2 separate regions of the Homo sapiens genome follow, and region 2 is linked to region 1. A link is a contact called in ENCODE Hi-C or POLR2A ChIA-PET data. All regions are on one chromosome and are shown on one strand. The core of a region is the stretch at or near the end of the contact, and the rest is flanking DNA. Distances in the headings are between cores, read along the strand shown. Region 1 overlaps LOC124900637 (a long non-coding RNA gene). Region 2 has its middle 91 kb from the start of LINC02160.

Evidence for each region. A loop is a pair of places that touch in the nucleus more often than their neighbours do. ChIA-PET counts read pairs that join two places held with the same protein, here RNA polymerase II (POLR2A). Pooled maps may share reads with other maps.
Region 2: a map of endothelial cell of umbilical vein shows a loop between it and region 1 (6-fold over the local background). The contact joins two enhancer-like sites. A Hi-C loop is called at or near these places in 4 of 168 maps with a recorded cell type or tissue (Calu3, PC-3, endothelial cell of umbilical vein and 1 more) and 1 of 50 pooled maps. POLR2A ChIA-PET finds 5 or more read pairs at or near these places in 2 of 52 experiments (AG04449 and MCF 10A).

What each region holds. Positions count from the first base shown.
Region 1 is chr5:33,270,169-33,276,115 of GRCh38, forward strand. All of the region lies in intron 1 of LOC124900637 (a long non-coding RNA gene), which reads right to left. Among named protein-coding and RNA genes, the nearest start is that of LINC02160, 43 kb to the left of the region's middle. Within about 2 kb of position 2,288, at least 4 of the 41 ENCODE cell types and tissues checked have a DNase peak (open chromatin) inside an H3K27ac peak, as active enhancers do; they include PC-3 and endothelial cell of umbilical vein, where a contact is called at or near this core.
Region 2 is chr5:33,317,586-33,323,532 of GRCh38, forward strand. No RefSeq gene overlaps it. Among named protein-coding and RNA genes, the nearest start is that of LINC02160, 91 kb to the left of the region's middle. Within about 2 kb of position 3,611, at least 4 of the 41 ENCODE cell types and tissues checked have a DNase peak (open chromatin) inside an H3K27ac peak, as active enhancers do; they include PC-3 and endothelial cell of umbilical vein, where a contact is called at or near this core.

The DNA.
Region 1 (5,947 bases), core at 1,038-3,537:
TTAACAAACTACATTGTAATTCTGTGCTTACTTCCAACTCATTGGATTATGAGCTCCGAGATGGCAGAAACCATGTCTCATGCCTCTTTAAATCCCAATTTAAATCTTTAAATCCCAAGGATTTTCCTTGTAGTGGTGATGGATTTATTCTTTACCCAGTCTTCTTTATAACCAGTAGTACATAGCCAGGTTAGGAATAAAGTTTGTGACCATAAAAGAGGATGAACAACTACCCTCGCACAGCTCTCCTCAGGTCATTAATGGTATGTGCTAATTTCAGTACAACCCAGATAATACACAAGTATGAGGGTCATTATGAATTCATCTAATAAATTGACCACAGGAAGGTACCTAAGAGGTTTGCCTTACTTATTAAAAATACTTCTTTATTTACAACATAAGTAGTATTAATCTCAGCAAGCAAAAACCATAAGAGGATTCATGAAGAGAAAGCTGATGAAAAAGAAGTTCAATCATGTTCCTAATGACATACACAGCTTCCTAAGAACACACCATTGAGTGGTAAGTCCCCTTCTAGATCCTAGGATTAGGGTTCACATTAAGTGAACCAAGTATTGACCAAAATTGAAGATTTTCCTTGTACTTCAGTTTCATCTTTAAATTCTCCTCTTCAGCAGAAAGATACTTGTAGAAAGAATTTCAAATAGGAGGTAAATAGACATACAACGCAAGCCTTGACTTGTTGCTGAGCACAGTAAAACAAGCTGCAGTCTCCCCCAGGGCTATTAAAACTAAATGCTTGAAAGTAGCACAATAAATGTACAATTTAATATAGTATAAATTTGCTTTATATTATAGAACTAGAACCTTGAAAATTCATTGCAATTAATAACCAATTTTTATGGAAAGTTAAAATTACATTTGTCTCTCCAATTTTAAATGCAAATATTTCAAATAATGCTTGGAAACTGGCAAATGGGTCATTTATAAAGTTACTAGTTTTTAGCTGATGTGTCTGCTTCTTGATCAGTAGACTTGACTTCAGTGAAAAGCAGCTAATACACAATAATCTGTTAAAAGACCAATGGCCTACCTCTTTATAGCTGAATGAATGCTACAGAGAGCAGGTTATTTCCACTTGCTTTCATCTCCTTAGTGAATGCAGAATCTGAAATAGGTGTTTGAATACACAGGGTTTGGTTGACCAGGGCCACATTTTGAGGGCAGGGCTATCTGAATGAGAATATGATCATTCTATAGTTATAAGAAGTACAAACTATCTTATAAAAATATAATATTTCATATGGAATTGGACATCAGAAGAGACATTAATCATTACAGAGTACTCAAAAGTCAAGTTTAGCATAAAAATTATTACTCTATATTTTCAGCTCTTGGCAATTTGAAGCCTTATTTTAAAGGATCTTTTAATGTTAAAGAGGTCTTTCCAGACCATACGTCTGAAAATGAAAATAAAATATCCAAACGTACTCTATCAGATTTTACTTTTTGGTAGACAGACATTGGAAATAAATTTATAAACAGAAAAATGTGCTAGCTATAATAAATAAAAAATTGGAAAAAGTAGTTCTTTCCATCTCTCTCTCTTTTTTTAAACAAAGGCTGCCTATAAACTCCACATCCTTCCCCAAATATACTTTGGCACTGCTAGGGAAAGCATTTCTGGTATGTAACAAATCACAACCAATTGTTCTGTTATGGAATAAAAAAAGTCAATATTTTGCTGTCATTGCTAAAAATTCTACAATAAAAGCAGCCTTTCACTACCCACAAGCTAATACTTTCTAGCAAAAAGAATTTGTTTATTATACTATTTGTTCCCTCTTAAGAGGGAACAAAAGCATCCTAAATTTGTTTCCCAAAATAAAAATAGAAAGATGGAGCTTCTTTGATATTAGCTCATGAACAAACTAAAACACAGAGGACAGAAATAAATCAATAAATCTATTCTATAAAAAATTTCTTAATAAAATATAAAATTCTGGTTATGCAAAGATGCTATCATTGGGGGAAGTTGGTAAATGGTGCACAAGAATACTCTACTATTTTTGTAACTTTTAGTGAATCTAAAATTATTTCAAAACAAATGCTAAAAAAGCAGAGTTACCATTTCACCTATCCTGGCCTGTATCCTATATATGAAAGTACTGAGTGAGTAGAAAAGTCTTTTGCCATTCATCATTGCAAATGCCCACCTAGAACACTAAGGTTTAGAGTTTATACATTTAGAATGCTATAGTCCACGTAGCCTCTGAATAGAGGAAGCAGTACCACAATGAATAACAGACATAACAATACTTTTAGTCACTTGCCAAAGAAAAGACGCTTGCCAAAGAAAAGACTCTAACTGGAGTGAGCTCTGACAGAATTATTAGTCATCCTCAGAAATTCCATCAGCACAATCACTATGGATAATAAATAATCATCTCAGGGTCAGTCAGAAGAAACATATAGAATCTCAGGAATAAAAAAATTGCATATTGCCTGTAATCCCAGCACTTTGAGAGGCCGAAGAGGGTGGATCACCTGAGGTCAGGAGTTCGAGACCAGCCTGGCCAATATGGTGAAACCCCGTCTCTACTAAAAATACAAAAAATTAGCAGGCCATGGTGGCAGGTGCCTGTAATCCCAGCTACTAGGGAAGCTGAGGCAGGAGAATCGCGTGAACTCCAGAGGCGGAGGTTGCAGTGAGCCAAGATCACGCCATTGCATTCCAGCTTGGGCAACAAGAGCAAAACTCCGTCAAAAAAAAAAAGAATTGCATCTTACCCATGGGGCAGATCTAAACCGCTATTGTTCACCCATATTCGTGCACTAGTATATTCAGTGAAATTTTGAGCTATGTACAAAACTGAGCAAACACAAGGTGTATATATATATATAATATAACATAATATATTATATATATTATATTTATGTTATATAATATATAAATATATTATATATATAACATAAATATAATATATATATTATATTTATATTATATATTATATATATTTATATATAATGTGTGTATATACATATATATATATACACACATAAAAATTATATCTGTTTGGGACAGAAAAAATAGTAAATGTGCTTATCCTAGGAGCTTTAAGTTCTTTTCTAACAAATCTGAAGGTGAGCTACAATTTTCTATTCTTCTTTTTCTATTCTTCTATTCTTCCCTCACTGTTTACAAATGAAAGTAATTCACAGCTACCCTGCACCCTGAGCTCTGTATATTTTCTTTTTTTAAAAAAAAAAAGTCAGCGTCCCTATAGGAAACAGATGGCACACTGAAGGCAGAAGAGTTTGAGGATGCTTTATTTATAACAAGATGTATACAATGTGTGGAAGGATGTGAGGGGAGAGGCAGTAAGTAGGTCACTTGAAGGCTCACAACGCCCAAGGATCTGTTAATACTCCTAAGCACAGTGGAAGGGGAGTGAGGTGACCGTAACCCAAGAGGAAACTCGTCATGTCAGATGGTCACCTTTGAAAGAGAGACAGCCACTGAAAGTAAACTCAGGAAAAATGCCCAGAAATATGAGCAAGGCTCCCACTGACCAAAAGCATCCAGAAGCTAGAGGCACCAGAGTCTGACTAGTCTATACCTATCAAGTTTCTAGGGGCCAAAGCGGGGTGAAGCAGGTATGAATAAAAAGAGACAGATCTGGAGAGGTGACTCCAACCTAGCCAGTACACCTTTGACACCTTATGAACAGTGTGCTAAACTCATTCTTGTTTTCATGGTAGCAGAAATGAAAATAATAATGTAAATCATCAAATATGAAAAAATACAGAATGTAATATCTACTATAGACATTCAAAATACATTTGTAATCTCTGATACTTGTGTAAGATAACCTCCAAGTGTTAGTGTGATTTTGGGAAAACATTTTAACTTTAACCTAAATAAAGCCAATTAGTGAAGATATACCTGATTTTATAAATACAGTTGTGCATTGCTTAATGACAGGGAAATGTTCTGAGAAATGCTTCATTAGGCAATTTCATCACTGTACAAACATCATAGAGTGACTTCACAAACCTGGATGGTACAGCCTGCTACACACCTAGGCTATAAGGTGTGAACTATTGCTCCTAGGCTATAAACCTACACAGCATGTTACTGTACTGAATATTGTGGGCAACTATAACATTATGGTAAGTATTTGTGTATCAAAACATACCTAAATATAGAAAAAACACAGTGAAACTATCTTTTAAAAGATAAAAAATGGTACACCTGTATAGGGCACTTACCATGAATGGAGCTTGCAGGACTGGAAGCTGGTCTGGGTGGGTCAGTGAATAAGTAAGTGGTGAGTGAATGGGAAGGCCTAGCACATTATTGTACACTACGGTAGACTTTATAAACACTGTACACTTTTCCTACATTAAATGTTATTTTAAAAATGCTTTATTCAATAATAAATTAACCTCAGCTTACTGAAACTTTTTTACTTTATAAACTTTTTGATTTTTTTAACTTTTCGATTCTTTTGTAATAACAGCTTAAAACAAAAACACAATTGCAGAGCTACACAAAGTATTTTTTCTTCATATTATTATTCTATAAGCTTTTTTCTATTTTTAAAATAATTGTTTTTAATGTTTTAAACTTCATTTAAACTAAGACACAAACACACTGGCCTAGGCCTATGATATCAGTGTCTTCTGCCTCCACATTTTGTCCCACTGGAAGGTCTTCAGGGGGAATAACATACATGGAGCTGTTATCTCCTATGGTAACAATGCCTTCTTCTGGAGCACTCCTGAAGGACCTGCCTGAAGCTGTTTTACAGATAACTTCTTTTTATAAGTAGAAGAAGTATACTCTAAAATAATGATTAAAAGCATAGTATAATAAATCAACCAGTAACATAGTCATTTATTGTCATTATCAAGAATTATGTACCGTACATAACTGTATGTGCTGGACTTTGATATACCTGGCTGTACAGATTTGTTTATATCAGCATCACTACAAACACAGAAGTAATGTGCTGCACTATGACATGGCAACAGCTACATCATTGGGTGACAGAAATTTTTCAGATCCATTATAATTTTATGGAACCACCATAGTATATGTGGTTCACCACTGACAGAAACATCATTATGTGGTATGTGACTGTACACATATGATTGGTTGCAAAAATTAATAAATGGTTTTAAATTATCTTGCTTTTTTATTATCTCAGCCACCAAACACTGACATTACCATGAAGACTCAGTAGTTTCCTAATTATATCCTACATATTGTTTTAAAAAAACCATCCTTGTGTGTCATATTCTAAGAGGTAGGAGATAGAGAACCAGGCAAAGCGTTAAAGATGCAAGGGTGGGATTCCACATCATACATCATTCCTGTGGAGATACATCATGTTAATTAATATCGCTTTTTCCATTTACAAAAACAAACCATGCCTCTCAGATAAAGACTTGAGAAGATATGATGATATTAATTTGCTATTTCTGTCTAGTAACTGGGGCCATAGTGAGATCCCACAAATAGATTTACTCAGGACATACATCAATTAGTGTGGTCATTTTTTGAAAACACCAAGAGCTAAAAATAAATTCAAGTGCCTTCTTATTTTCTTTGAAACATTTTTCGTTTTCTCAAGATAAAATATTTGAAATAAATTAACAGAATCTAGTTTGTTGCCTAGTCCAGCATTGTCCCTCCAAAGGGAGGCTTAAAAAAATATATGCTGAATGAATGACAGTGGTATTCCCCAATTCTGAGGACTTTTAACATTTACAGTGTGTGTCCTACAACCAAGGACTTAACAATTAACTGTGTGATAGGATTAAAATACCATAGTTTTGTATCAGCTACTGTATTCTGCCATCCCAGGAATTTAACTTTCCTGTGTTTAAAAAATAGGAGGGTGGCGGGAAAAAGGGTCAAATGTCTGCTGAATACAGGAAATCCATAGCAGGCTGTAAACCAGAAAACATCAAAAGCTGC
Region 2 (5,947 bases), core at 2,361-4,860, 49 kb after region 1:
AAACTGGAATTTTGGAAACAACAAAGTGTCCATCAACAGTAGGATGAATACATTTTGGTATGTATCTCCAAAGTAATACTACACAGCAATAAAAATAATTAAACTACATAGAACAAGATGGTCAGCTCTTAAACTACATAGAACAAGACGGTCAGCTCTTAAAAACAAACTATTCAGTGAAATAAGAAAAGATGACAAAATAAATATAAATCCATTTCATATGGTTCAAAAATGAGCCCTATGCACTAGAATACAGAGTTTAGTAATGCTTACCATTAAAGTAAACTTCTCAGACTATTTACTTATAAGCAGGTAGCAAATATTAAAAAAAATTTTGAACACAAGGGAAAGGTAGAGATCTATTCAAACACTTATTCCTCATATGTACATTTTATAGGAAAGGAGACAGATGAGGTAGTTATTTTTAGTCTAGATATATAAAGAATGAAAGTTTAGTTAAAGATATTAATAGTAGATTTTTGACTGATAGTCAACTGAGAGCAAAACTGATGAGTGAGTAGTTTCCAAAACAAATCTATATCTCATTAAAGTTTACTGGAAAATTGTTCAGGCACTGTATGAGGGATGCTAATCTTCTCCCCAAAAGTGTTTGTAAATTAAATCACAGAGACGAGCTCTATTCCAGACCAGGCTCGGGCAACTCTTACAGTATGTAGTGCACAAAACTAAAAAGCAAGCTGAGGAAATCATTGCCATAAAGCTCAGGACAGTGGTTATCTGGCCAAGACAGAGAGAGGAGATGGGGATTGGGAAGAGACACACAGGGTTTCTAGAGCCCCATCCATGTTTTCTCATGTAGTTACAGTTATACATGTGGCTTTATTTTCTTTATTCATTAAACTGTACATTTATTTCTGAGGTGCTTTTCTGTGTATGTGTTATATTTCTTGACTTGAAAGTTAATAAAGGGCAGATGAAAATCTGAGGCACAGAGTGATTAAGTGATTTATATTTTTCACACTTGCATGACATATGTTACATGAGTGTAAAATTTATAGGGTGGAACCCTAGGATATAGTGAGCTTCTCTGGTACTTCAGAAAGCCTCACATTCTTCCCCCACCTCACAGTGACTGCTTCCTCCTCTATTCTCACAGAGCTCATTGTTTAGACCTCTTACTGGCAATTGACGATGGACTGCCTCACAACCATTCATGTACTATTATTGAACCTTTCTCATTCATATGCTTTGTCTTCCAGCTCACGGCTTGGCTCACAGTATCCTTCTGATACGCATTTATTACTAAAAAGCAATACAAAGTCTAAGTGTGAATCCCACATCAGAGCAGGTCATGTTAAGGCAATCTTCCAGTATTTACCATCATTTCTAAAACACGTTTCTCTAGTCCAGGTCTGAGGGTTAGACATGAAGGCTCATGTCTCTCGCATTGGTCAGAAAACTCTCCTACTCTCTCTACAAACCAGTACACTCTTGGTGACATGAAAGCATTTGTTATCTAATTAGGTGTCAGCTTCTTTAGAGACTCATAAGGACCTTGAGGCTTAGAGCTTGCTGACCAACTCCTGTGCTGAAAAAAAAAAAAAAAAGCAATAGCATGGGCAGTAATCTGATATAGAATGAGAACACAATTACCTTATTTGCTCTATCTTTGTGAGGGATGGACTTAATTCTGATCGTGAACTGCTTTCCTAATATGAATTCACTTTGCAGTTTCCATTCAAACCACAAAATTCAATCATTCTTTCAACAAATATTGTTAAGTATCTACTACATGCATATTGCCATGCCAAGACACAATGATATAAGACATCCTGAATTTTCTTTTTAGAAACTCTCTGCCAAACACATTCTCATTTATTGATAGCTATTATCAAGTCAGAAATACATAAGTCATTAATTAGCAAAGAACCCTTCCCTTTGTAATAGGATGTTGTAACCAAGGTACCAAAATATAATAGCTATGACATTACAAGATAGAATGCTAGACCAAGATGCAAATTTCAAAAGGGGTAGTTGGAAGAAATAATTGCAAAACTCTCTAATCCGTTACATTCATCCAGAGGATAAAAAATGGGAGAATAATACAGCTTGAGAAGAAAGATTTCCTCAGAGAATGTTATGCTATCTTTTTTCCTCCAAGAAAACGGCACAGAAGTAGTACTAGCTCCTAAAATAAAGTCTAATGAAAGAGACTTTGAGGACATTACTTAGAGAATCTCTAACGGGTATTTCAGTGGAGAAAATTATTGGTGTTTTATGAGTCTTTTCCTTCCCAAAGGGGAATAGAGGGCTTCCTTCTTGACCCCAGCCAAGAGAAATTAGGCTACAAAGAGAGCACTCAGATAGCTTTTCATTAATCTTCTTCTGTTAGAGGGGAACTCACTGAAATGGTGTCTGATCCTGCCTGAAAACTCTGAAAAGCAAGAGATAGGTTGGCTTGTGGCTTTGGCAGCCAGAAAGAAGTTGCTGCATTTCCTGTATTTTGCTGAGGCGAAGATGAAGAAGGGATTCCCATGAGATGGGTATGGAACAGTACACACAAGAGCCAGTAATTTAGGTCTTGTCAAAAGAGCTCCCTGGAAGAAACTGAAGACAAGGCCTCAGATTCCCAGGTAGCTTACCTATTTGTCTCCCTTTTTCTGCCCTTGTGTGTTTCACTACAGAAGTCAAATATTTCTGCTAAAATGTAAGTCAAGCTCAGATTCTGCTTAAAACCCTCCAATGGCTTTCTGTGTCACAGGAGTAGAAAGCCAAGTCCCTACTATAACCCACGATGCTACCATGCCCTCATCTCGTCTTCTCTCTTCTGTGCACTGCAGCTATGCTGGCCTGCTGCTGTTTCTCACACTTCTCAGAGCTACTGCACCTGAGATTCCCTCCATCTGGAAAGATTCAATGCCTTGGAGGCTTTAGTCACCTTCTTCATGAGGCCTTCCCTCTGAACCCCATTTGAAATTTCAACCCTTCTCCTTCCCCCAAACTCTCCATTTCACCTTTCCTGGTTTTTGTTCTCTTTAGCTCTCATCACTGTTTAATTTGCTATATATACACATGTATATTTGTATATGTATGTATGTATTTATATTATATATGTACATGTATTATATATGTGTATATATTATGTACATATAATAAATATCTATAGTATAACTGTATGTATGTGTGTATGTAAAATCTTCCCACTAGAAACACAATTTCCATAAAAGAATTTTTGTCTGTTTTGTTGACTGCTGCGTGTACTCAGGGCCTAAACCAGTGCCTGAAACAGAGTAGTTGCTCAACAAATATATGTTGACTGAATAAATGCACTTTAATAAAATGTTTGTGAATGACAATATTTCCTAGGTTGTTGTTCCAAAGAGGAAGCCAAAGGGGAAGAAACAGAAAACCCCAGGGGAAGAAACCAGTAAATCCACACACAAGTTTGCTCGACATGGTAAGATTTGAGCCTCTCGTTGCTTTGTTTTTCACATGCCCAGTGCAAAGATTTCAGGCAGTAATAGTTATGATCTATGTTTTTCCCTTTTGTTTCCCTTCTGTTCTTGGTATTTAATAAAAAAAATCTGCAACTCCATCATTAGTGCATCATAAATCACCCATGTTACGCAGTCTGTTCAGGCAGCTCTGATAGGAACCTCCTGGGCTGGATGAGAACTCAAGCAAGCCAGGAAATGTTTCAGTGGACATGAAAGCCAAGGGAAAAATCCTAGGGCATGAATCATGTGGGATTTCAATTTCCCTGATGCCAAGTATGATAACTATCATGGATTCCAAACAGTGTTGACAATACATGTTTTCTTTGACTGCAAAATTTCATAGAAATGTGTTCCTACCCTTAAAAATCCTGGGTCCAGAATTCAATTGTTATAGGAAGTAAAAGTTGCCAGGTGGCAGAGGAATGAAGAGCAGGAACACTGCAATGTTAGAGATGCCTTCTTACCTCCCCTTCTGTGTGACTTCTACAGTTTCTTTCAAGATAGCCAAGAAACTCCAACAATTTAAGAAAAAAAGAAGAAAAAATATTAAAATTAGGTGAAAAATGTGTAAAAAACATCTCAGATCCAAATAAACTGGTTAAAACACAAACACTTGTGCATACACATGAACATGCATGCACACACATGACCACATGTGGCATACATGTTCACATGCACATTCATAGGCACCTTCTGAGGACCTCTCATTCCAATAGGTCACAAGAGAATCACAGCCCTAAACCTCTTAGGCTTTTTCAAATGTCATAGTCTATTATACATAAGAGTTCATTCATTCTACCATACATGCCTCTCAACCCACTTCTGCATGATGAGGAAGGTTGAAGTTACAAATGAAGATGGTGGAGGCTTTCTCAAAGCCTTCTGTTCATGTTTTTATCCAGATTAACCGTTTAATCCAAAAATCTCTCCACTCATCATCAGCTATGAAAACTCTATCCATTCTGCAGATTCTAGTTTTTTTTATTGTTTTGATTTTTTGTTGTTGTTGTTTTGTTTTGTTTTTTGAGACAGAGTCTCGCTCTGTCACCCAGGCTGGAGTGCAGTGGCACAAACTCAGCTCACTGCAACCTCCGCCTCCCAGGCTCAAGTGATCCTCCTGCCTCAGCCTCTCAAGTAGCTGGGACCACAAGTGCGCACCATCATACCCAGCTAATTTTTTGTATTTTTGGTAGAGACAGGGTTTCACTATATTGCCCAGGTTGGTCTCAAACTCCTGAGCTCAAGCAGTCCACCTGCCTCGGCCTCCCAAAATGCTGGGATTACAGGAGTGAGTCACCATGCCCAGCCCCAGGTTCTAGTTTTGATTTTCCTCCTTCAATATAATTGGAGATATACCTCCACCCAGTTATTTTCACAGAAAGCCTCTGAAATCAAAGAACACATCCCTTTTGCACAACTGCAGAGTCAAATGTTAACCAGCTCAATGTTTCACACTGTGCTCCAAAGAAAAATGTTTTGTGATACTTTAAAAAACCGAAACCAAACCAAACAAACAAAAACAAAATAGACTTCCTGGCCAAACAGTGTTAGAAAACCCTATATACTCTGTCCTTTTCTTGGAGATTCACAATCTATATTAGCATAGTAAAGGCCCCGAAAATCCTGCAATGAAGAAATGTGATTAACTTGGTTTAACCCAGTATTTTCCAAAGTTGTTTGACCAAATTTTCCAGTTTTCGTATATCAATAAACCTTTCTCGGAAAGCTAGTTTTACATGGAACACAGTGTAGGAAACACTGATCTAATATAACTCCCTCAAGGGAAGAGATGATGAAATTGAGGTCTGGAGAAGTAAAATAACTGAATAAAGACCACAAGCTACTTTGTCAAGGAGCCAGTAGTACACCTCAGGTCTCTTGTCTTCCAATCCAATGCTCCTTCATGATACCACCATGATAAAATTATATTATGGTATGAAATTATAGGCTTATAACTTTTATTTTACGTCTCACCAAACTTCTTGGACATTGAAATCTTTTTGGTGGTATTTTCCTTTGGGAGAAAATGTCTTATAAGCACAAAATAGAGAAAGCCATTTTTTAGTTCAATAAAACATTTTGATATATACCAAAAAAAGTAGTTAGCAAATCTAATCTGTATAGTCCTAAGAATCAGAATTCATATTAACAAGCTGAATTTACAGAAATCCAGAATTCTTGAATACCCTGTAAACAAGGTGGTTAAAAAAAAAACGCAAGTTTAGCCTCATACTACACAGCAGGCACAAGCATTAAAAATAAATAAATAAATCCCTTCCGGAACTTGCTCTATAGTATTTGTTCCTTTATCAAAATCCTTTGAATAAAAACCAAAAAAAAAAGAGGATATATTTGTTGAATGAGATCGCGGAGTTATTTATGGCAGATATTGTTGACTGCCTATCAACAGCTTCCCCTCCCATTTTCCCTTCGTGATTTGGGTCAGAGCAGGCAGCCAAGTGCTCAGGAAAGGTGAGCCTCTCTCCTAT